Linked DNA regions of Mus musculus: regions 1 and 3 are each linked to region 2. A link is a loop called in an ENCODE intact Hi-C map of the cell type or tissue named here. Cell type or tissue: left cerebral cortex. All regions are shown on one strand. Links, peaks and the distances in the headings refer to the core of each region. The heading gives the core; the rest is flanking DNA. Region 1 overlaps Prickle1 (prickle planar cell polarity protein 1). Region 2 overlaps Prickle1 (prickle planar cell polarity protein 1). Region 3 overlaps Pus7l (pseudouridylate synthase 7-like).

Region 1 (8,492 bases), core at 298-8,297, 73 kb after region 2:
AGCTTGCTCCGATTATTCCTCCAGCACTGAGCTCATTGATCTGAACAAGAATTGTGACCAAGTCTACAAACGTACCGTTTGAGGTCTCTGTCCATAGTGAAAACCAAATTGCTATCCTATATCATGACCTCACTGAAGGCTAAAACCATACTTGTTTGTCAGCTGCCTCCCAAAGTTAGGTCAGTGAATGAGACGGTATAATGAAACAATTGTCCCTGTTTCAGAAATGTATTCATCCTGATCGCTGATATTTCATTATCAATGACTGTAAAATGTTTGGAAATCAAGAGCAATGTGGCCTAAGAAGGAAGTCTGTGTTTTGCTTCTATGTGTGTGCACGTGTGTATGTATGCGCATGTGCAAAGCATGCATGTATGTGTAGGTTTGTTCACCTGTGTATGACCATGTGCAGGCCAAAAGCTGACACTGGCTGTCTTCCTCTATTGCTCTCTCTCCTCTACTTCTGAGATGGGGTCTCCCACTGGACCTAGAGCTTGTGGTCTCAACCAGACTGGCTGGTTAGTGAACCCCTAGGACCCCTCTGTCTCTCTTCCAGACTCAGCAGGGAGCTGATGTGCACAGCCACAGTTGGCTTCTTCCCTGGATAGTAGGAATGGTAGGGTCCCAATTCTGGTATTCGTGCTCGCACAACAAGCAAGTTATCCAGTGAGTCACCTTCCCAGCCCAGGCAATCATGTTACAGAAGAAACCAAGGTCACCATTAGGAACAAGCACCGAGGTTTGCTTACACCTCTCCTCTATCTCTTTCTACCAGACTAGATAAGGCTAGCTGACTTTTGACAAAATAGTAGCTCTTTGTTTCTCTGCCCTTGGCACACTTATTTTCCTAAATCAACCCCATCCCTAGGATAACCGCTTATGTTTAGAAATATACTAATGTACTTGGATAAGGTATGGACCTGGGAAGAACGGGTGAGAATCATATATTCACTTAACTGGGACTCACCGCCCTGGGCACAGTGCTGAGAACACGCCAGTGAACGCCAGAAGTCCTCCACAGAACAATAATAGTAAGGTGACGACTAAATAGGCACACGGTGCCAGGCCGCGCTAAGTGTTGTGAGGCCAAAGGGGAGGCTGGGGCTTTTGAGGAGTAAGTGGGGGGTGGAGGAGAAAGTGGGGGTGGAGGAGAAAGTGGGGGTGGAGGACCCTCTCTGTGGAAATGAAGAGGGAGGAAGCTAACCCTGAGAATCTCTGAGTTTCCTTTCTCAGCCCCCTAAAGTGTGATCATCAAATAACTGAATATTCTACCTAGCTGAAACAAAAGGATGCCAGCTGGGGGGGATTGCTTCCATCTGCATAAGTTCACTGTTGACAATAGCAGTGCCTTTCAGACCAGACGGAAAGGTCCGTCTCATTCAGATTGAAAGTTAGTAGGAAGTTTCTAACTGTCTCCAAACTGCTTCTTGGGCAGGAACACAATAGAGAAGTTGACAGTACCTGCTGGAAAAGTAGCAAACAGTATTTACAAGTAGCTACCTTGTAACACACCCACAGCTGGCTACATTTAATACAGATAAACCTCACCACAGGATGGATGGAGTGGGGATATTTGCGCCTCTCCACATTCAGTGTGGAGCTAACTCTCCTTTAAGAGTTCTTGTTAAAAAGGGGTCAGCCTGGCAGCATATAATCTGCATTTTACTAACATGCCGGTTTAGAGGGTGATGTAAAAGTCTGTTGGCTGGTTGTACATTTGTTCTAAGGATGCCTGTAGCCCATGTATTCTCTGAGAAAGTCAAACAGAATGAAATAGGAAATGGGGAAATTGAGACTGATATAGTGGTTTGCTCTGATAACCCCAGCACTTGGGAGGTCAGGCTAGGATAAACAGCAAATCTGAGGGCAGTGTGGCCTACGCTGTATGAAAAACCCTTGTCCAAAAATAAAATTGTAAAATTTGACCAAAGTCACGAGTTAAAGAGCAGTCTGACTCGGACACAACTCTCACTGGTGAATCTCACAGATCAACGGGGAAATGGGCTCATTAGAGGTTTTCCCACAAACTCCGGTGTTCTCAGGACAGAGGGACTTCTTGTTCTCTGGGAAGCATTTGGGAAACTTGAATCCACTTGAATTGCAAATAATGGTTTGTGATGTCTGTAGTGTTTCCCAACTACTCTAACAGAGCCAGGACCCTTTGGTCTCTGTCACTTTAAAATAAAAAAAACTAGCAACGTTAAAAAAAAAAAATCCAGCTTGTACCCTGCTTCTTCACAATGCAGCAGAGATAACAGAATTTGGCCACACAACTATTTACTTGAGGAGGGATCTATTTATGGCAACCTGTGTATTTTTAAATCGCAGTTACAATAGGCTATTGTTCTCTTATATAAATAAATATATGCTGCAAAATCACCATACGGCTTTAAAGTAGAAACTGGTGGCATTCAAGGTGCGTTTATTCCATAGCTTTTTACGGAGGATGGAGCATCTAAGTTTGTTCCTCACCCCTCTTTTGGCATCCCCCTCACCTGATCCCAACTACAGCTTGTAGCTTAGAATGTGGATTCTCCTGATTGCTAATTCCTAATGATCATTAGTAATTGTTGTTGCTTCCTGGGCTCGCTTTGAGGTCCAGTTTTTGCTTCTCCGAGCCCTTACTGCAGACAGCTGAAGCCAAATTCCTCTCTGAGAGCTCCTATAAATAGCACAGAAACAAGATTAACATGGACGTGCAGCGGGGCGTTTTCTGGTGTTTCAAGGATAGGAGGAGTTAAAACTCTTCCTAGCTTTCCCTAAGTGCATCGTGTGCCTGACTCCTTTGCTTTCGCCGTTGTTTACTGATAAAAAATAAATCTCCGGCTCTAAGCCACAGGAATTGCTTTTAAATGCAAGAAAGTCCTAAGGGGGGAGAATTCGTATGTTAATGAGCCTTTCCAAGTGAGAACTGGGTGAAACGCGCCTTTTGCTGGCATTGTTATGGGCAGCCTGGAGATGATTTGTGTAAGCTGTAGCCCCTTGGGGCTGGGGGTGTAAAGCCTTCATCGAGCTCCTCCCTAGCCCAGCGTGTGGGGCCGCGAGTTCGAGGCTCAGCACCGCCCCCTTGCACACTCGCCTGCGCCCGCGCGTGCACCTGCGGGCGGGGGAAGTTTACAGAAGCTTCCAGGGCCGTCTGCAGCGCGCTGGCCGCAGTCCTGTGCCACGGGGGATGGAGCGCGGCGGGCGGCGGAGCTCCGGCGTCTGGGTAACTTTTCTAGGAACGCCGTGCGCGGGCAAGCCCCGGTGGACACCTGCCAGAGGACGGTCAGCGTGACAGTTCCTGGAAAGCGACGGAGCGACCGCGACCGGCGGCCCCGTGCCGGAGCCGAGCTGGGGGTGGAGCGAGCGGCGGCGAACGCAAACGGTCTGTGCGCCCCGGGGACCGGGGACAGGGTCGGGCTTGGGGTCTGGGGTCACCGCCGGGTGCGCAGGCGCGCAGGCGCGCAGTGCTTGCTGGATGCGGGCACGGGGTAGGGACTGCCACCGGGTGGAAGGGACCGGACCGCGGGGACAGGAGCGCGGGGTGGGCGCTGGCCTCCGCTGTGCCACCAGGGCGTCGGGCAGACCGGGATGAGGCGCCCCCTTGCGGCCAGAGTCACCGCCGCCCGGGCGGAGGACTGAGGCTCTCCCCAGGTCTGGGTGGCCCCCGCCGTGCTCACCCCTGCTGTGTCCCTGAAGATGGTGACATCCTTCTTCCTATCCTGTCTTTAAAGGCTTGGGTTAACCCGTGTGCAGATAAAGCGGGCGGTGTGGAGTATTTTTGTTTTTTGTTTGTTTTTGTTTGTTTTTGACGACTCCAGTCTTCTCCCATACTTTCTGGAAGTGTTTTCTCGAGAAGCGCGTTCCATGAGAGCTGTAAGTTTCACAAAGGAGATGTTGTTCTGGAGCCAACAGGTGACGGGGTGAAACCCGAGTCTCTGTGTACATTGGAGTCAGGTCTGGCCGCCGTTTCCTTGGGCCGCTGCCGAAAATAGAAATTAAAAAAAAAATCAGAGAGAGATTGATGGGAACACAGTTTTGAGAAAATGTGTCTCCCACTGTGGAAAATGATGGTGTTGGTAGACACGGCTTTGCGTGATTTGTCACAGGCCACAGTACGCAAGCTTAGATCGCTCCAGAAGTGTCTCTGGCAAAGTACCATGCCTTGTCATGGAATTTCCTCCTTTTGTTAAGCGGTCTGTCCCGGAATGTACTTTTGTGAAGTTAGAATGCTGTCGAAGAGTTCCACAGACTCTCTTGGAAAAACTGCCTAGTATTTTGGCAACTGGTGGCACATAACAGCTGGGAAAATGGGGTGGAGATTTACCTGGAAAATACCCAGTGGCAAATGTCCAAATGCCACCGATTGCTGGCGTGAAGTACTTTAAAAAGGGAAGTTAGTTGCATTAGCAACCTTCCGATAAGTTTGTTAAGCTTGGTCTTCCAGCACAAATAGAGCTGACTTGGGTTATGTTAGCAGTGCCTTTTGTCTCTGTAGGCAACAGGTCTGGACTGTTCTTTCTGTGTGTTTGAAAGGGTTAATCATTGTGTGTGGCTTACTGGGAAATTCAAATCTCGACTCCAACTTTTGCTCGCTCTGGGTTCATTTTAAACTAAGGGCATAAGCAAGGAAATGTGTATATCTAATTTGTGTTTTGAGAACAGAAGTATTCGGGCTTCCATGCTACCACATTTGCCCTTGGTTACACTTATTTGACCTGTATGTTTAGCTGAATGACTAAGGACCTCGGGGTGACACCCTCAGTGAGCCAGGGTCTTGTTAACAAGTAGATTAACAAAGACGCTGTTCAAGTCTGTAGCTCAAAGGGTGGCACTTAGCAGCAGGGGACAGAAACCTAAGGAACTGCAGCCCAGTAATTTCACAGATCAGTATCAGTTCAGGTTAATTAAAGAGTCTCATAAGGATTCTACACTATCCGGGCAATCTTCACACAGCAGCCAGCGTGGAAATTTATTGGGAAGTGACCAGTGCTACGATCTTAGACTTCATAGTCACAAAAACATTGACAGATGTTTGATTGGTTTTATGTGTATGGGGACTTGGCCCGCGTGCACATGTATGTGCACCACGGGCATGCCTGGTGCCATGGATCCCCTGGAACTGGAGTTACAGACCGGTGTGACCTGCCACACGGGGTGCCGGGAATTGAACCTGGGTCCTTTGGCGAAGCAGCCCGTGCTCTTTAACTGCTGAGCCACATCTCCAGTCCCCTGACAGTTGTTTCATATTTGCATCATTTGTTACATTTGCATAAGTTGATGTGATTTGGTGAGTTGGTCCCAGAAAACGATGACTACTAGAAACCACAGCAGAGTTGACACAATTATAAGCTTCTGAGGTTCCTGTCTCCCTCCAGGCTTCCCTCCCTTTCCAGGTTGCCCCTCCCCCTCTTCAACTATACAATCGCAAGCCAATAGGATTCATTTTCCCCTTTCCTGCTACTTTGGTTTGCTTTCCTTTCCGGTGCTGGCTTCCTTGGGAACTAGGTGCCCCTCCCAGGCCTTTCTCTCATTTTTCCTGGTCATAATTTTCAATACCACTCTTCTTAGATGGCCAGGAACACCCTCTGGCATCTTTTCTCATTCCCTACAGCGCGGCTGCTTCTGGAACTTTATTTGATGTTGTTGACTTAGAAAACGCTCTAGATGGGCTGAAGAGATGGATGACTCAGCGGTTAAAAGCACTGACTGCTCTTCCAGAGGTCCTGGGTTCAACTCCCAGCAACCACATGGTGGCTCACAACCATCTGTAATGGGATCCAATGCCCTCTTCTGGTGTGTCTGAAGACAGCTACAGTGTATTCATTATATAAACAAAAAAAATGCATTTAAAAAATTTAAAAAATTTTAAAGCCGGGCATGGTGTCACACACCTTTAATCCCAGCACTCGGGAGGCAGAGGCAGGCAAATTTCTGAGTTCGAGGCCAGCCTGGTCTACAAAGTGAGTTCCAGGATAGCCAGGGCTATACAGAGAAACCCTGTCTCAAAAAAAAAAAAAAAAAGAAAGAAAAGAAAAGAAAAAAATTTTAAAAGAAAGAAAGAAAACACTTTAGAGCAGCAGTCCTCAACCTGTGGTCACAAACCCCACAGGGGTCTCATGTCAGACATTTTGTATATCAGATCTTTGTTACAATTCATAACTGTAGTAAAGTCACAGTTCTGAAGTGTCCAAATAATCTTATGGTTGAGGGTCAGCAAGGTCTGAGGAACTGTATTAAAGGGTCGGTCGCAGCATGAGGAAGGCTGAGAACCGTTGCTCTAGAGAAACAAGGCAAAGGCTGAGTTGTACATCTAAAGGTCGGTCAGAACACTAGCCCTTAGTTGTCCCAAGTAGACTAGAAAGGAAAATGATGGCCAGTGACCAAACGTAGAGTCAAGCTGCCATCTGGGTTGAGTGACACCTTCAAGTCCTGAATGCCTTCAGTGACTCCTGTGCTGATAGAGGGACACAGGCCCTCCCTGTAACAGTTTGTACATTTAAATTTTTAAAAAAATTTTTTATATATGTGAGTACACTGTAGCTATCTTCAGACACACCAGAAGAGAGCATCAGATCCCATTACAGATGGTTGTGAGCCACCATGTGGTTGCTGGGAATTGAACTCAGGACTTCTGGAAGAGTAGTCAGTGCTCTTAACCGCTGAGCCATCTCTCCAGCCCCCAGTTTGTACTTTCAAGCTTTGCCTGGTTTACAAAATACTTAAAGTGACAGATTTCAAAGTAATTGGTCATGGATAAGGCTACGGTACTAACAGATAACCATAGTGGGATTCAAAACATGACCACACCCAGCCAGGGATGTTGGCGCACGCCTCTGGTCCTAACCCTCAGGATGCAGAGGCAGGTGGATCTCTGTGAGTTTTGAGCTGTAGCCAAGATGTCTGACCTGCAGGGCAGTTCCAGGACAGCCACAGCTACATAGCAAGACCCTGTTCTGAACACAACAGAAACGAAACAAAGACCATGACAACCAGGAGAAAAGCACCTGCAGGGAACTAGCCCATCCGAGGTCAAAAGACTGGACTGCAGCTCCTAGACAGGGATAACCCCAGTCTCCCTCATTCCAGGTGAACAGCGGTTTCTAGGTCACCCGGCTGGATTCTGTTTGCTGTTTCTGGAATTCTGAAGCGTGGGCACTTTTCACTGTGCTCAAAATGAAAACAAGTTAGCAGCCACAGGCTCAGTCCCGTGAATTACACACAGGCTGCCAGGAAAGAAACGAGGGAAATACACAATAGAATTTGTAACCACTCCTCTTACGTTGGCTACTTTTACTTGACATCCGGGCTCCTACTGGATTGTCACTTGTCTCCTTAATTTTTGTTTTTTTAAATTTTTATGTGATTGGGTATTTTGCCTGCATGTGTGTATGTCTGTACACTATGTGTCTCTGCCTGGTTCCCAAGGAAGACGGAAGAAAGCATCTTGGGTCAGATGCTCTCTTGACACATATACGATGATGGAGAAGCCATACAGCTGCAGGCTGGGATGTGTGGTTCTTTTTAAATGAATGAAATGGTGAAAGGAGCTAGCTAGTTTCCAAGAAAAGAGAGGGGTGAGAAAAGACAAAGGAGAGGCATGGAAGTGTTAACACTTCCTGTGGCTTAGAGGCCGCATGCGTGGATCACTCCTAAGATAATCCCTGAAAAAGTACACCAACTCTGCCAACCTCCAGCTTGCTTCTCCCTCTGATGGCTCTGGTTCTAAGGCTCCTTAACTCCTTGCCTCCTTGCCTCCGGACAACCGGCCCTAAGGCTTCATACTGCATTTAAATATTTAAATGCTAATGGTAGCAGGTACTGTGGTCACACCACCCGGTAAAACTGGAAGCTAACACTGGGATGAAAGTGGATCTCTGCTTTCCTACAATTGTGGTACCCTTTATGTTGTCGAGAAAGTTTGTTGAAAGGCTGGACTAAAACCTGTGTGAGTTTGTGGTTTAAAATGGGGACATTGCATCCAAGTGACATGTCACACGATTTACCCCCATCAGGATAGGGACTCATCCCACATTCTCAGAGAGAACAGCTCTAAGAAGGGATTTAGACCTTTGGTTTAGGAGGCAGAAAACATGGTCTCTCACCATTTGCAGAGCTTTTGTTTTATTTTTCTAGTTTTGAAAATAGAGTAGCATTTAATTTTTAAAGGCTCTTTTTTTAAAAATATTTATATTCTGTTGTTTTCCTCCTACCCCACCCCCCAGCCAGGTTTGGCAGCAGACAAATGCTCCCCGTTTCAAAATTCAGGTTAAATTGCATCGAAAGTAGCAGTTCTCCTGGTGAGAGCCCATGAGTTACTAATTAAAGTCTTAACCCCTAGTCTCTTCCTTTGACACACAGGGGCGGATCTTACAGGGCAAAAGGGAAAGACCCAAGCTGTCTTCTGACTTTCATTAACACGTCCCCTTTTATTGAGGGGGTGGAGGAATGCACCTCTGTTTCCAGTCTTTGCTAAGACGTGAATTGTCTGCACCTGTGTGCCACGGCTG
Region 2 (8,492 bases), core at 238-8,237:
CTGCGCCGAGGCCAGCTGCATGGCCCGGAGCCCGGCCACGCGAGATCGGGGAGGCGAGGGTGAGTGGCTGAGGATCGCCTGTCACCTACTGGCGTCGGCGGGGAGACTAGGCGCCTAGCGTGCCCGGGAAGGGCTGCCTGCCCTGGAGAGGCAGCCGCAGCCTGCCCTCGGTGGAGACCCCTGCTCTGCACGCAGCTCGCCCGTGGGAGAGGAGGGGAGCCGCGACGTCCTCCCTTCTGGCAGAAAAAGTTGAAGAAACTAGGTCTGTTAATAATTAGCAGGAGCGGGACTCGGGATGCAGCAGAAAGCTGTTGAGTTTTCATTGCCCTCTAAGAAAAACAAACGGCATCGCCAACGACTATTGGCAGGGCCGTGTTATTTTTGGGACTTTGGGAAAATTGTCCACAGATTGCGTTCGGGAGACTGAAGACGGGGGGTGTACCCGGGAGGTCGTGGGGACGGCTGGCACAGCTTTGAGTCCCAGCCCGCCCCTGTAGGACTCAGAGTCTTAAGCCTGACGCACTTGGTTCCTGGTTTTAAAACGTGTCAGAGGCAGAACTGCAGCCAGGATCAAGGAGAAGAACGCACCGCGAACCGGCCTAAAAGGAGCATGTGTAAAAATCGCTGGCGGAGCCCAAGTGCACTTGTGCTGTTTAAAAAAAAAAAAAAAAAAAAAAAAAAAAAAAAAAAAAAAAAAAAAAAAAAAGAATGTTGCATTTGTGGCTTTTAGGGTAGGTTTTATGAATGACAAATTATACTTGATGAAATTGTATCTCCTATCTGTCCCTGAACAGTTCTGTCTGCCGCCTGGTTTTAATCAGCGCTTTGGGAAGGCAGTGTCTGCGCTGATGTTATATAATTGACATGGTTCGCCATCAGATATTTTTAATGTACTTTCGGACGAAAGAAACTTCATCTGTCTCTTCAGACAGGCTCAAGGTGTAGACAGAGTGAGGGCTGCAAAGGTTTGCCCTCCTCTAGCTCCAGATGTGTGAGCTCAGCTGTTGCCTGTCACTTAGGTGACAACTGGCCTTTTTCTGACTAAGCCTTTGCTGTCGCCATTATCCTCAGTAAAGTATCAGTGTTCGGAGGCCTTCTATTACCAAGAGTGGGACCGGGCCCCTTGGGAGGTGTCAGCCGTGTTTGACCATCCCTAACAATATGTCTGTTTTTAGAATAGAAAGGGGGGGAGGACCAAAAAAAACCCTGACAGCAAGATAGATACACTTTTAGATTAAGACCAACCTAATCTAAAAATTCTGTTTTAATCAAGACAGCTCCGTAAGGATGACGCAATGTTTGTCAAGCCTTTCTCCCTAGAACAATATTTACTCCCACCAGGGGATTTAAAACTTAAACAACAGCCATTTATCTTGCTGTCTGGTAGAGCTGGGTTCATTTTGCCTCCAATGTGGTCCTAGCCTAGGTGGCTGGAACAAGAATCTATCACTGGAGCCAGCTGGAGCCGGAAGAAAGAAAAATATAACACCTGCTGGTACCAGAGAGCCCTAAATGCCATCAACCAGGGAGTCGGGATATTTTATAAGCGCGTCCAGAAATGTTTATACTAAAGATTTAAAGGTTAACACTGCAAGGGCTATACACAAAAGGCACTAGAAATAAATGGATGTGTTGCCCTCAGTTAAGAGATAGCATACTTACTGATAATTTGAAATAATAATTATGACTTGTGAATGAATTCTCATGTTTCTAAATAGGCCCTAGAAAGGAAGGGCAGTTGGGGGAGGGGAGGGGGTACGCAGAATGATGTCTAAAGATGGACAGGCTGATATGAGTGAATGAGTTTAGTAATTTAATTTTTTTTCATTCTTAATTTAGTTCTAGTTAGAGAGTTACCACGGAGTGAGCCTGTTGATTCATGGACTCTTTTGAAGAGAAAACTGCTATATGTCACTAAAGTGACAAATCAACCAGTTCTGCCCAATGAAGCTTAAAGGGTTGACTTTATTATTTTTTTTTTTATAACCAAAGACCATGGGTTCACTCTTGGCTGTAATGAGTCAGCTTGGGTTATGAAAGGAACACCTAATACAAGCTAGGAAGAAAAAAAAAAAAGTTTGCAGTTAACAGCTGGAATATGATTGAGTTGGCCCTAAAAAACGGAGTTAAATTTTACAGTTTCCTCAGGGAATTTCAAAAGTGAGCTGGGACGTAAATTTGTGAAATATTATGATTAGATAATCTCTTTTAAAGTCCACAGTAACTTGTCAGTAGCGCACAAAAAGGCTAAGTTCTGCAAAGTGATGACTTTGCTGTACCAGTGGGCTAACCTGGGCAAGTGCTGGTCACCATGGGTGAGCCCCGCCCCAGTGACATTCCTAAGGCTGGAGAAATAGAATGAAGACTCTTTAAAAATTATTTACCATCAAGTAACTCTTAGAACTCTTAGTAACTCCTACCCTACCCTGTATTTTTGAACTGTCTGTCTGATCAGGGTTATGTTTGCTGATCTTTTAATTACAGCATTCAATTCCCTGAACCAAGTCGTTTATAATGGACAAATCTTCCATTTTAAAGAAGTAGAATTCCAAAAAGCAAAATGGGGTTCTGGAGAGATGGCTCGGTTGGGAAAGTATTTGTTCTGCAAAGATGAAGGCCTCAGTTCAGATCCCCAGGACCCATGTACAAAACTGGGTGTGGTCACCTATGCTTATCAGCAACCAGGGTCGCAGGGCAGGAGGGACCAGAGCTTGCTCTCAGGCCAGCCAGCATAAACCATCAGCAAGTTCTAGCTCTGTGAGAGACTTTGTCTAAACAAGAATTAAATAAGGTGGGGAGACATGGAGGATAATGCTGGACATCAACTTCTGACCTCCGTGCAAAGACCTACACTCACACACACACACACAGTGTTTCTCATGTGAGCATAGAAATGTTTATGTCATCTGAGCAACATAGACTCCTCCCCCTCCCCCCAGGAAAACAGTTCTGTGTTTTCTCCATGTTATATATGTTCTTCATTCACCTCTTACCACTGTGAGAATATTAGAACTGTGTAAATCCAGGTATAAAATGTTCTACAATGACAAGGAATAAGGGATAGGAAGGAGGTGTTTCCCTGTGGTTATGCTAAGGGACCGTTAGTTTTCTCCTGGTTATTGGGTAGAGATGTGTAGAGTTGCATAGTGGTGCTTTTAGAAAGTGGGTATGGACAAATGATTGGGGGGAGAAAAGCAGAGTTATCTGGAGGTCAAGCCGTGCACTGCTAATAGTGCTGTGCCTCTAAGCCTCAGCAGCAAAGGGAGCCAGCGCCTCCAACAGTATGTCAGAGACCAGGATTGCCCAAGGGCAGCAGAGCTGCTCTGTCCTTCTGGACTCCTCCCTTTGGATATAAGCATAAGCCATCCCTCAGCACCCTGGTAACCAATAAACCTCCTTGTTTATAGTAATGCTGAGCAGAAGGGGTGGGGGGGGGCGGAGATTGGCTCCTGCTGTGGGCTGGTGCGTGAGCATCCAGGACCATCGGAATGGGCTGGCCAGTAGCAACCAGGAACCCTTGCAAGCCCGTTTCCCTTGACCCTCTCTCCTGAGGAAGGCGGTGGAAAGAGACTTACTTTACAGCTTGGGGCATGCTGATGTCATGACGCTTCTGGCACAAAGATACGATAGAATAATCAGATCCCTCTCTGTGTGCCAAAATGACACGATTTTTCCACGAGCTGTTCCTGAACCGCTGGTCCACGGGCACGGCCTGTTTCCAGTTATGGAGTGCGGGAGGGGGCTCGGCGGGGTGGGGGTGGGGGTAGGGTAGGAGGAGGGGCAGGCCTCTTCAGACAGTTCGATAATTCTTCCTATGTCTGTCTGTTTAAACTACAAGCTCATAGTCACATCTGAAGGGACTTCTTTGAGAACACAAAGACAGTACTGCCTCCCGTGGTCATTTGCCTATGAGGTAAAACCCCAGATAGGCAGAAGCCGGTGTAAAACATTTGAAAACAGAGAAAGCAAGGGAGCCAACAGCTGCCATTCACTTTTTATGTGACGCCTCTCCCCCAAGTTTTGTTCTAAAAAGTTTTTAAATCAACTGGCTAGTTAAGCTGACATTGCATTTTTTTTCCCTCCCTGGGAGATTGGAGCGATCCCGTTCATTGCCAGCACGTTACATACATACTCTTCAGAAAACAAGTTAGGGGCTGTGTTATTTCATATGTCTTGGTGCCCGGTCCTACTTGTGGGTTTGCAGCTCCTGCCAGCTCTGCTCTGCTCTTCTGTTCTCAGTAGGCCTTTGGAAAGAGACATGTTGTCCGTGAAGGGTGACATTCTACATTGAGATGTCCCCCTCAGTGCCTTGAGTCCTCTCCCATAGACCCACCCTGCCCTTCTTTTATGGAGGTACTGGGCCCACAGTTCACAATTATGGTCTGTGACTTTAGTAACAACTCTGTTTGAAATGTTTCCAATTACACATGAGATTGGCCCCTCGAAGCAGCTGCGTGCCGAAAGCATTTCCTAGTGTGCTCCAAGAATCAGGCTGTGATTGCTTTTAATTTAAATAAAGGCTATTTGGCTTCCTGTGATTTTTTTTTATAACCACCTTTTCCTCAGTTTGTATTGCCTTAAAAAGTAAAAACAAAAAGAGGCCAGTATAGAGTAGCCACCAGTTTTCTAGGATACCATTTGCCTTGAACACTCTGAACTTAATAAAAGAAACTTAAAGAAACATTGTGTGCCATTGGGTTTCCCCAAGGAAGGGGGAAAGGTTACCTGGTAAGACCTTGTAAGTAGCTAGTGTTTTCAGGTTTTCTTCCTTGTTTTTCTTTAGAGACTATCGTAATTATACATTTAAGCCATTGGCTAGCATCTGACAAGTTGTCTTTTATTCAGGTTATTCCACTTTACCTTTTGAAGGACCTGGAAGAATGGTTTAAAACAAAAAATACTAAAACAGGACAGAGAGAGAGAGAGAGAGAGAGAGAGAGAGACAGAGACAGAGACAGACAGAGAGACAGAGAGAGAGAGATTTAAAATATACTTAAGACAAAACAGGAGATAGCAAATAATTTCATCTATTCTACAGGCACCAAATCTTCCTAATCTACCGCCCCTGTGGCCTCCAACTTTTTTTTTTAAACACAGTGGTGGCTCTAATCCGCTAATAGCCAGCAGATATATTTGATATACTGAACTTGAAAATAAGAAAATACACAGCCTTGGGACTTGGCTAGTGTGGACTGTGATCGGACTGGGGGACTCTGTTTCCAGAAAGGTTTTCTGCCCCCTCCCCCTGAAACACAACACCCACAGCCAGAGGGGATCCGATGCACGGCCAGGCGCTGAGGTGCTTCTCCGGAAGGCTCCTCACACGGGCTCTTTCAGTGCCTCAGAAGCATCCCAGAGAACAGAATGCTTCTTTGGGTTCAACAGTAGTTGACTTACATACATGCCAGCGTCTCTCCTGGCACTTCTGGAAATTTTCCACCTCACAGTAAATAGTGCTATTTGGTCCAGATTCGTAAATGCCACGTTTCATGGAGCCCCTGCAGGAACAGCACAAATTCACGCAGGGTCGTTGAATCCTGGAGGTTAGATTACTGACTAAATCCCAAATGCGCCCAGTAACCAGGTCTGCTGCGATCTTTCATCAAATTAGAAGGAGTTAGCTTAGTCTGGGTAGAACAGAGCAGTGAAAGAGCATCCAGTGGTCCCTACATAGAGTCCTTCTCTTTCTCCATCCCCCTTTATCCTTGGGCACTGCCTATCAATTAAACCTCCTCAGAGGTTCCTTGGTTCACAGAGAGGTAAATTGAGGTCTGTGCTACTACATAGCTGAGCACTCAGGATGATAGACACGCCCACTGCATATGGGCCCTTTGCTACAGAGACCCATTCCTCAATAGCTACTAACATTAAAATAGAACATCTGTTAGAAGCTTTTCCTATATTGGCCAGTTCTCTGTCTACACACAGACAGACACACACAAAGAGAGAGAGACAGAGAAGAGAGAGACAGACAGACAGAGAGACAGAGATGCATACACATACACACACACACACACACACACACACACACACATATATATATATATATATATATATATATATATATATATATATATGCATACACATAAACACACAGGCATATATGTATAGACAGTAGCCTAGTCGTAGCAATGTTAGACTGTTTCACTTCAGCAAAAGTTCACTGATTGGAGCTATATTATTCCTTCAGTAGATGCATCTGGGCTATTATTATTATTTCGATGAGAAGCAAATAGCGTGATGATCTGGAGAGATCCATCACAAAGCCCACCCCTGCCCCCTGTCTGATTCCAGTGCTCACAAGCCAAGTCACAAGTCCATAAGTCCATCCGTGTAACTGATAATTTCCAATTGGGCGATTTACATGCTTGATCAATCGTAAGTTCCTCGTTTCAGAGCTGAAAAGAGACTAATCGTATGGCCCTTTGCTTTGCTCTAAAGGACTTGTGCCAGGCCATGTTAGACTTCCCGTAAGATCACCCAGATGCTAGAGCACTTGTGTCACCTCTGTCAAGAGAAATGACATTTTCAATTCTTCTGTGGCTGTGTAATTAACAAGTACGAGCCAGCCGGTGCTCTCGCAGATTATACATGTTACATAATTTCTTTTTGAGAAAGATAAAGTGAGCTCTGAAGTCAACGGAGCTGCAGATGTTTCTTATAGAAAGTGCAGATGTGTTGTGGGAATTCTGCACTGCCTTCTGAGCTTAGCTTTGTTCATTTCCAGGATCCTGTGAGTAACTCCACTGAGCTGCCTCAGCCCCCATTCTCACACAAGTCTGGAGCAAGGGGCTGAAGTGATAGCTTGACCCTCACATTGCTCTGGAATGCTTCAGCCTTCTCTGTTTTTGTGAATATGGAGGGTGAGGAGAAGATATGCATAGATGTTTAACTAACTTAATCGTGTATGTTCCCGTGGTGGGCTGTCTATAAACGTAACCAGCTAAGCGGGCTAATAGCCAAAAACACGGCCTTCAGTCCTGCCAAGTGTGAGAAAAGCAGGCCAGCTCTCTCCATTTTGAAGGATCGGAAAATGTACTTTTTTAACCTTCTGTTGAATGTTAAGGAGTAAGCCAAGAAAAATCAATTTTTCCCCCTCTTCTTCCTGACCCATGGAAACCAAACAGCAGTGCCTTGCACAGGACTTGGCTGTGTCAAGAGGAGGTGACCAGGTCACTAGGGCGTGAGGAGCCTACTGGTCATTTTTTTGTGTTGGTGCCACCTGACTTTAACATTGTTTCAGTACTTTTTTGCCAGAATATGTTGACCAGTTGTCCTCTTTACTCTTGAGCAGGGCTTCTAAGACAGAGACAGTTGTGACCTCACAAGTAAGCACCATACAGAGGGAGGCAGTTTGGTTCTCACTGAAAATCATCCAAGTGTGGGCCTCTAAACCAGTAGCTGTGTGGTTTTCAGTCAGTTTCTCCGTGTCTCTGGGCTTCATCTTCCTTGTATATAGAATGGAAAAATTAGATCGATATATAGTTATTAAAGAATTTAGTCATAAGCACTTGTAGAACTTTGTCAAAGGACAAATAATGTACAGAGATTTTAAGGGGTTGGGGGCTATATCTCAGTATTGGGTATTGAACCCAAGAAAGACCTATGTGGGTTCAACATGAACTCTGCCTCTGAGCCACGCCCCCTGCCCTTGGGCGGCCTCTCACACACGTGGTCTGAATCAACCAATCAGGTGAGTCCAGTACACAGCTGTGGTAAAGCCACTTAAATTAGATGGTGGCAGAGGTTCTCTGCCCTACAGAGGCTGACCTCCAATGCTGTCTGACTTTCCTCGTCCCTTCCCTCTCGCTCCTTCACCGTCCCACTCTGTCTCCCTGCCTCTCCCTCCTTCCGCTTTAGTTCATCCATTCTGAATGGCTACTTTCATTTGAAAGCTGACAAACTATTGTAACGTCACAGAGCCCAGCGCTACCAGGATCGCTGCTCTGTTTATGGTTCATGGTGATTCGTGTCAGAGAGGAACCAGATGCCTACCTCTGCCTGACACTCGCTGGCCCCCAGCAAACGCAGTTGCCCGAAGTCAGAGAGCTTTGTGAAAATATTATTTGAAAACATAATTCATATTATATTTTTGTCACTCTGTCACAGTTAACATTATCTTTCACTAATCTGAAAAAGGACATAATAAGCGTATTGTGTTCCTGTACATTTACCATACTCTTAAGCATATTTACTGTAATTTCTTCCAGATTTAACAATCAGCCGATTGTTTTAAACTTGAAAGTACTCTACTTGAAAAGGTACTGGCAGACTAGGGGACAATTGCAGCTTATTCCAAAGTGAAAGTTTTTCAGAAAGTGCAATTTGCATACAGTTAAAAATTACTTTATCCTACATCTTCTTACATGTTGAGTTCCTATGGCTGCTTAATACATAAATTTCATGTTTTTGTGATCAAGAAAAATATGTCTGGGCTGGAGAGATGGCTCAGCAGTTAAGAGCACTGAGGTCCTGAGTTCAATTCCCAGCAA
Region 3 (8,492 bases), core at 206-8,205, 930 kb before region 2:
CCATTGTATTTTATAAAACTAGGTTCATCTGGTGACCAAAGAAGAGGAGTCAGCGCACACATATGCACTGCACCAGGTAAACGTGGTGACAAGTCACTATCACTTTAAACGTGGTGACAAGTCACTATCACTTAGATTTAAATAAGCTTGTCGGCTAGAGACAAATCTGATCCCCCCCTCCCCCTTCTTAGGTAACTTTTAGATTAAGTAATGATTTATATCCTAGTGACTTATGCTTCTTTGATAAATTTATGCTTATAACAGATTTATTATGCTATCATTTACATCCTAAAAGTTTAATTTATGTTTGCTTCTGATAAGCAGATATAATCATACGAACACTGAGACCTGTAGTAAGAGCAGTTCACGTCTCACTCAGACTTCCCAGAGTTCACGTCTCCCTCCAGTGTTTCCCAGCGTCTGACCGTTAGTCCTGTTTCCAGGGTTGCACTAATCCTGCTTCACGAGAATCACCAATTTACTTTTGATTTTGTCTTACCGTGCTCTGCCCTTGGAGTAAAATGTCACATAAATAGTGCCGCACAGCATCTATGTGGCCTTTGTCGGACCTTCCTACACCCCAGCTTCTAAGTCTGTAGGCCATGACCCCACCGCGGAACGTGGGAGCTGTGAAACCTTCGGTGGCAGCCGAGGTTTCTGAGTGCACACTGACAGAAAGTTAGCCAGACACCAAACGCATAATGCACCCAGGGTGTTTGTAGAAGCGTTCACTGTTCACCAGTGTTGTGTCATGTGACCTCACTGCAGACCAGGTTCTGCGTCACAACACACGGCTCTGCACTGTGAGCACTGCATGCTCAGCCATGCAGGTGGTGATGATGAGGAGGATGTTAGTGATGGTGATGATGGTGGTGATGTTGATGTCGCCTGAAACACCTCAGCTCAGATTCCAGGCTATTACATATTAACCATTGTAGGTTTTACTGTACTTACAAAATTTTTCTGTTTTCAAAAAACGGATGTCTTACTTCTGGAAAACAAGGACTTAATCTTTTTCTAGCATCATCCGTCAGCATGTAAATATCAGGTTAACGTATGCTTGGGCTGTATCACACTAGAACACATGATTTTAAAAGTTGCTGTTCTGGTTGCTGACTTTTAAGAGCGACAGTCAGCTGATATTGACCTGGGATTAGGACGGAATTTTCAGCAGTTTCTGAGATGGCTCTAAGTATACTTCTGCCATTCTGTGCTATGTGTCTGCATATGTGTGAAGCAACACGCTTGGCGGTGAGGATTGTAGAATACAGATATCCGTCAACTCTGGAAAACACTGAAGACACTTCTGTCCCACACTTTCAAATATGCAGCCAAGATTTAATGCTCCCGATGAAATAAACAGCATTAATCTCATTAGCACGCAGATTTCTTTAATAATTTAATGATAATTGTCTTTAATAAATGACAGAGTTATATGCATAACAAAAAATCATCCTGAGATATAACTTGTATGATTTATTACCAGCCAATTTCTGGCTTCTATGCCAATTTTAAAGAGTTACATACCTAGGGTAACATACAAATTTCTTGGATAATAAGGGTTACAGTTGAACCATGTTTCAGAAGCCCAGCCGTAGCCCAGGCTAGGTTCATACCCTGCTTCAGCCTTCTGCATGCTGACCTAGACCCTAACGTGCCTGGCTTATACATTTGATGCCTTTTGCCCATTTTTCTAAACACCTTTTCACATTGAAGTGTAGTGTCCAGAAGTCAGCAGAGGGGCCACCCTTAGGGAGCACGGCTTTACTCACGGACATGCAGCCAACAAAACAAAAATACTCTCTGGTGCCTGTTTGCTTTTCAAAAGAAGGAATCAAATTGTCACCCAAGTTAGCAGGGCTAGCAGTAGAGACTGTCCTGTGTGTCACCGAAGACTTCGCTTGTAGGCTTGCGTGCTTTCAGAGAGTTGGTCTTTACTGGATACATAAATTTGTTTTTGAATTACGGTTCCCCCAGTGATATCTGATGCAAGCTGATTACCACAGCTCTCCTGACTGCTTGGTTTTAGCTAGCTGTTTTCTTTATCAGATAACATTATAGCTAGCCTAGGTAACACCCAAAACAAGCCAGCTGTCCTATTTATAGCCTGACACTGTCTCTACAAAGCTGGGGGCCAGTCATACAGGTGAGAGATATGGTCGCGTATCTTTCTGAAGGCTAATCCACAGGCCGTGGTTTCTCCCTCCCCTCCCAGGTAGTTCTGCCCGTGCTTGGATACAACGTTCAGTACCCGGAGAACCAAGTAGGGCGGTGGTACCAAGAAGCCCTCAGCAGGGACGGACTGCAGGCCTGTAGGTTCAGGGTGCCCGCCCTGAAGCTGAACGTACCCGGATGCTACAGGCACATCGTGAAACACCCCCGCAACGTGTCACACCGACTAGTCCATCCTGACCCCGCCACCGAGGAGGCCCGAGTGGAAGGTCCCCACTCCGATGATACAGCCTCATCGCTGTCCTTGTCCTTCGACCTTGACGCTTCGTGTTACGCTACTGTTTGTCTGAGGGAAATGATGAAGGGCGACATTTAAGCTCACACACCCTGATGTCACCGCGTGCGGGGCATTCGGAAGCAAGGGTAGCCGCGGTTCCAAGGGCTCTGCCTTGAGCTTCGCGGTTCTCGCTCCTCACTTTTCACAGTGTCCTGAGAGGTCGGGGTGTGATGTATTAACGTAAGCACCGGTGTCTTAAGTTTAAAGCTATATGACTGTGCTCTCTAAGGTCATGCTTCAGGGATTTTTCTCCGGTCGTGAAAGTTCTAGGTCTTTGGAGCACCACTCTGAGCACGGGCTGCTCCACGCCACTCTTGAGAGGTGGAGAGAGAACAGCGTCCGCGCTGCTTGGAGAGGTGATGGCGAAACCTCGGTGCTTTTCTCCCGCACTGCCTCCTTTCCACCGCGAAGTGGCTGGTGTGACACCGTGCAAGGGCAGTATCTGTTCTCATAATGTATTTATGAGATACTGAAGATTTTATTTAAAATTTTTATACTAGTTTTTTTTTTTACCTGTTTTCCTAACCGTTTGTTGTTTTCTACCACCTAAAACTCAGATTTTATACTCCTGTCGGTACCCACGTTCTATTTCTAACACATACCAACGACATTGGAAATGGTAGTGATTCTCTTTGAAAAATAAAGACATTCTCGATTTCTTGAGTTACTATCGAATTGTCTCTATGTTTTATGCTGCAAAAAAGAAAACATATTGTCCATTTGGAATGTGTTGGCTTGCTTTAATTGTCCCACACCATAAGTCATCTTTAACAGCATGATATCATTTAAGTTCAGGTAGAGAGGTGACGTATTTACCAGGAAGACTTTTCCCGATGATCATTTCATTGCCAGTAATATATCGTGATGAAATTTAAAAATCTGTGTGGAATATTGCAGACCAGCAACAGCAGATTTTTGTATGTCTATGCTAAATTATACCCATTTAAGGAATATTAGAGCTAGGAGATAAAATCCAAAAGAAGCAAAAGTTTTCTATGGAATGCAAAATGTGATTTTTGCTGCATTTTCTTCTGTATCGGTGGAACTCAACCTGTGTGGGTCATGACCCCTTTGGGGGTCAAATATCAGATACCCTGCATTTCAGATATTTACTTTATGATACATAACAGTAGCAAAATTACAATTAGGAAGTAGCAACAAAATAACTTTATGGTTGGGGGGTCATCACAGCCTGAGGAACTGTGTTAAGGGGTCACAGTGTTAGGAAGGCCGAGGACCCCGGTTCTGTATATTAGAGAGCGAATCAGAAGTCAACTCAAAGTCCACCCGTAAAGAACATAAGTGAGATGAGCTGAGTCAGATCGTTAGCAAGCGTAGTTACTATAGTCGCTGATGCACATTTAGTAGCATTAGAAAATGTTTTAGAGGAGCAACACACATATTTGACACATGCCGTGCTCACCAGTGAAGCTTATTTTAGTGCAGACAAAGCTCCGTTCCAGGCATCGCATATGCTAAGCAAATGCAGTCTCTCAGCTATATTTGTATTTCTTTCAGTATCCTTTCAATTAAAAAAAATTATAAAAGAATGTTAAAACAAAAACAAAACCCATAGCCACTGGGGACCAGCTGCCCCAGCTCCTGTTTGTTCAAGACCCTGTGCTTCCTGATCAACAGTAACAGAGGGGACATTAACACAGATACCACTGTCATCAGTTAATGTAAGTACCGTGTGTTGAGAAGAGGCCGGGAACTCCACTGCTGTTACACGTCTGCAGGCACAACTTGGAAGAGAAGAAAAGAAAATGGCATTCTATTAAGATGATGAGTATTCAATTATATGTATATATATATATACATATATATATACATATATATACATATATATACACACACACACATATATATGTCAATTTTATGTGTGTAATGTAATAACTATATATATATATATATATATATATATATATAATGGCCATATATGATAGGATATTACATGGTATGTCATATGATATTACATATCATCTTTGTTACCTTTCTGTTCCTGCCAGGAAAAACCTTAACAAAAGCAATTTAAACGTGAAAGGGTTTATTCTGGCTCCCAGGTCCAAGGTGCAATCTGTCATGGCAAAGAAGTCATGGCAACAGGATCCCTGAGGGCTCAGGTCACCACAGTCAGGAAGTAGGGAACAGCAGGGATACTTGTCACTCACATCCTCCTTTTTATACAGTCCAGGATCCAAGCACTGGGAATGGCGCCGCCTGTTGTGGGTGGGGCTTCTTGCCCCAATCCCTCTAAACAGGATAATTCTTCACATGTGTGCTGAGGGTGGTTGTCTTCAAGTGACTCTAATCTCCTAAAATTGACAATCGAGATAACCCATTACAGCTGCTTCAGCAATCTCAAAATACAAATGAAGTTGGATATTATGGTACCGTTAGTTTTTAAAGTGGCCCTCATGATTTTAGCGATGACTGAAAATGAAATGATACTCTATAAAGTAGCAAAACTTGGGAGGGGAGGGATATTTTCATTCCCTCAGTGAAATTATATTTTATGAATTAAATATGAAAATCAGTTATATAAAACTTAACCTAGTGTTCTTTTAAATAGCATTTCTTAGAGCCTGTCAAGCATTTAAAACATGCTGTCATCAATATTCCTGTCTTGGCCTGTAGGTGGCACTGTAAGCTTATATTTCTCATACAGTAAACGGAGCCAGCAAAAAGCATATCTTTGTTATCCATCATAACTAGAACATTATTTAGCTGTTACGCATACCGAAAGTCGTTCCATTTAACAGTATTTGGTATGAAATATATTTTTTAATTCCAAGGACCTTATTATGTCTTAAGAACCAACTGATGATAGCTTCATAAGCATAACCTTTGCTCTAGTTTTAATTACCAAGGTTACATTTGAGACTAATGGTGCGTAAGGACCAGGAAGGTGAACAGTCTTAACTTTGAGGTGTTTTGCTGTATTACCACAGTCAGGGGGTGTGAACCCCCGGCCTTGCTCACCCTAAGCAAGTGCTCTGCTGGCTGAGCTGAGAGCCACACCGCATCTTATCAAGGCACAACTGCCTTGTTTTTGTTTGTTTGTTTTGTAACTTGTAAAAGTTGAAATCTCGGTAACTTTAGACACAGTTAACATTTATTAGCGTTGTATAAGTATCTCTCATATTAATCCATACTCATCCCAACCCCCATTGGGAATGTAATATTTCCTGCTTTGGGCAGTTTAGAAGCCTATCTGAGTGATCTGTCTCAGATCAGACAAGATGTGGTGTGGAATTGAACTTGACCATGCTTCCTAGGTGTCTTACATAAGGTCACTATTGCAAAAGCAAGTTGGGGAGGAAAGGGCTTATTTCACACAGAGCTCCAGGTAACAGTTCATCAGCAAAAGCCTTGAGGGCAGGAAGTTAAACAGGGCAGGAACTAGAGGCAGGAGCTGATGCAGAGCTCATGGAGGGTGCTGCTTACTGGCTGGCTCCTCATGGCTTGCTCAGCCTGCTTTCTTATAGAACCCAGAACCACTAGCCCAGGATGGCACCACCCACAATGGGCTGGAACCTCCCTCTTTGATCACTAATTGAGACAATGCCTTATAGCTGGATCTCATGGAAGCATTTCCTAAATTGAGGCTCCCTCCTTTTGATGACTTTAGCTGCTTTCAAGTTGACATAAAACCAGCCAGGACACCAGGTCCTGGCTTTCCCCAGTGTTGCCTTCTGAGAGCAAGCTCTGTGGTAATAATTTCTCTGTCTACAAACTTAATACCGTCTTCTGCTGCTGAGCAGGCACATGGTGGATGTCTTGAGGGAGAAATAATATTCTTTCTGAGATGCCAATCTAAGTAGAAGATCCAAATTATTCTGGTGTCATTCACATATTTGAGTATGTTCCACAGGGGTATATTAAAATCGCTATAGCTGATAGGAAACCGAGTTGATACCTGAGGCAATTCTAAATGTCACAGGAAAAGCTGAGTGACGAAGTTTAGTCCTAATTCAGAGCTAGCTTCTCTAGTCCTTCCAGAGGGCATTGTGCTTAAAGAAGAAGCGAGTCGACTGATTCTAGTTTATACACATGACTGGCATCTGCTGGTTCACTTTATTATTATTATAATATTATAATTACGTTCATATTATTATTATCATTATTATTATCATCATCATTATTAATTATTCTTTCATAAAATACATCCAAACCAGTTTCCCCCCTCTCCATTTCTCCCTGCTCCTCCTTCCCCTCTTCCTCTGTTTACCTTCAGAAAAGAACAGAGCCCCCAGGATGTCAACCCAACATAGCATAACAAGCCACACTAACACTAGGCACAAACACTCTTACCAGGGCTGGGCCACGCAAGCTAGTGGGAGGAAAAGGGTCCCAAGAGCAAGCAAACGAATCAGAGACTGCCCCACTTCCACTATTAGGAATCTCACAAAAACACCAAGGCTAACAACCATAACATAAGCAGAGACCCTAGTGATGACCCACACAGGCTCCGGCATTGTTCCTTCAGCCTCTATGAGCCCTGCTTAGTTGATTCCGTGGGCCGTATTCTCCTGGTGTCCTGGACAGCTCTGGCTCCTTACAATCATTCCTCTGCCTGCCACAGGGTTTTCCGGAGCTCCAAGGGGAGGAACGTGAAGGCAGAGTCACATTTTCAATGGAAGCTACAGACACACACTCGAGTGGCTCCAAGTTGAGGGCGTTCTGGAGATGCAGAAGGAAAGAAGATGACATCTGGCTTGGGACGCTAACAGTGCTTCATGCTTTCCGGGTTTTTATTTGGTTTGAAATGCCACCTACAGAAAGAGTAGCTGGCAGACTGAACCGCAAGGAGGAAGGCAAGCGCAGGCTTCCGGTGGATTTCTGGTTCCCCAAGTGACCAGTGGTGTGCCGGGGGCCGCTCCCAGCGCCCCTTCTAAACCCTTAAATGATACTTGTATTATCATGTCTAAGAGTTTTGAAAGGTCTTCTTAAAAATGTGCTTGAAGTAGTACGGGTAAGGCTGCTATCTAAGAGTGTGTCAGTTTAAAGAACAGGGAGTGGTCTTAATGGATTTGATCTCCTGCAATTCCTGTTTGATGCGTCAGGAACACCTCCAAGTAAAGAAAATGACTCTACTCTTCTTAAGCAATTCGTTTTCTCACTCTGAGGCAAGGAGTTAATTTACGCTGCCTGTTAGGATGGGCTGTCTCTTACTGAGAAATGTCGCAGTTCCGGGAAAGGGTAAAAATAGCCATGGACTTTAAAATTCAGACGTTAGAAAATGTGAAATGCGAGATAAACGATAAGTTTCCTTAATAAATACCCAAGTGAACTACGAATATAGAAATAAAATCCCAGTTATAGGGTGAGAATTAGACATGAGTTCAAAGCAAGAGCTCTTGGGTTACTTTAAAAGGGAAGGGGTCAAAGAATCGGTCTCCCTAGCTGAGGCCAACCGGGCAACAGGGCAGGGCGGTGACTTTTATACCAAGTCACCCGACTCTAAGAAGCCTTTGTGGTGTTTTCCTAGTCTGGGTAAGTCAGGATTCTGCAGCTCTCAGTACAATAGGATCTTAATTTTGGCTTTGGTTGTCCCCCCCCCCCGCCCTGCCCCCCACCCCCCCCTCCCCCCTGCCAGCTCAGATTGTAAAGGACTGGTGGTTTTCTCTTTGTTTCGTTGTTGTTTTTTTTTTTTAGGGGAACAACATTTTTTTAGGGGAACAACATTTTAAAGTAACCCAGGGGTGGATCTCCTCTCTGCTAATGGCACCGAGTTCAAGGAGCGATTTCCAACAGGTTGAGCTGAGTCCTTTAAAAAAAGAATTCTTTTCCTCGGGAGGCAGCGCATGGCGTGGGCGTGGTCAAGGGCAGCCTGCGGTGGTTGTTGGTTCTTCAGAAAATACCCTATGGTTTCTCTTGTACATGGGGCTTCAAAGGTCGGTAATGGAAGCAGAGAGTAAGAGATGGTTACCAGAGGCTTGCTGACAACAGGGGCTAGAACGATGTTGGTCAAAATACTAAA

The links. A loop is a pair of places that touch in the nucleus more often than their neighbours do. Peaks named below come from ENCODE experiments on the same cell type or tissue, not always from the same donor. Only the 100,000 strongest peaks of a DNase experiment are listed, where the experiment ranks them.
Region 1: a loop joins it to region 2, with 2.5 times the contacts of the local background. A loop is called at or near these places in 2 of 42 quality-filtered maps.
Region 3: a loop joins it to region 2, with 4 times the contacts of the local background. A loop is called at or near these places in 3 of 42 quality-filtered maps.

The regions. Positions count from the first base shown.
Region 1 is chr15:93,514,139-93,522,630 of GRCm38, reverse strand. All of the region lies in intron 1 of Prickle1 (prickle planar cell polarity protein 1), which reads left to right. Among named protein-coding and RNA genes, the nearest start is that of Prickle1, 78 kb to the left of the region's middle. In left cerebral cortex, for the core only: CTCF peaks have their summits at 3,390, 3,589 (motif pointing left), 5,565 and 5,764 (motif pointing left); DNase peaks (open chromatin) are centred at 2,707, 3,141, 3,547 and 4,172; H3K4me3 peaks cover 3,369 bases; H3K27ac peaks cover 4,947 bases.
Region 2 is chr15:93,587,038-93,595,529 of GRCm38, reverse strand. All of the region lies in intron 1 of Prickle1 (prickle planar cell polarity protein 1), which reads left to right. Among named protein-coding and RNA genes, the nearest start is that of Prickle1, 4.6 kb to the left of the region's middle. In left cerebral cortex, for the core only: a CTCF peak has its summit at 3,886; DNase peaks (open chromatin) are centred at 3,948, 4,218, 6,605, 7,816 and 6 more places; H3K4me3 peaks cover 4,231 bases; H3K27ac peaks cover 3,149 bases.
Region 3 is chr15:94,517,375-94,525,866 of GRCm38, reverse strand. It overlaps Pus7l (pseudouridylate synthase 7-like), which reads left to right. Exons shown (of 9, transcript NM_172437.3): 8 at 23-76; 9 at 2,216-3,227. The coding sequence ends at 2,548. Among named protein-coding and RNA genes, the nearest start is that of Pus7l, 22 kb to the left of the region's middle. In left cerebral cortex, for the core only: a CTCF peak has its summit at 5,130 (motif pointing right); DNase peaks (open chromatin) are centred at 5,148 and 7,285.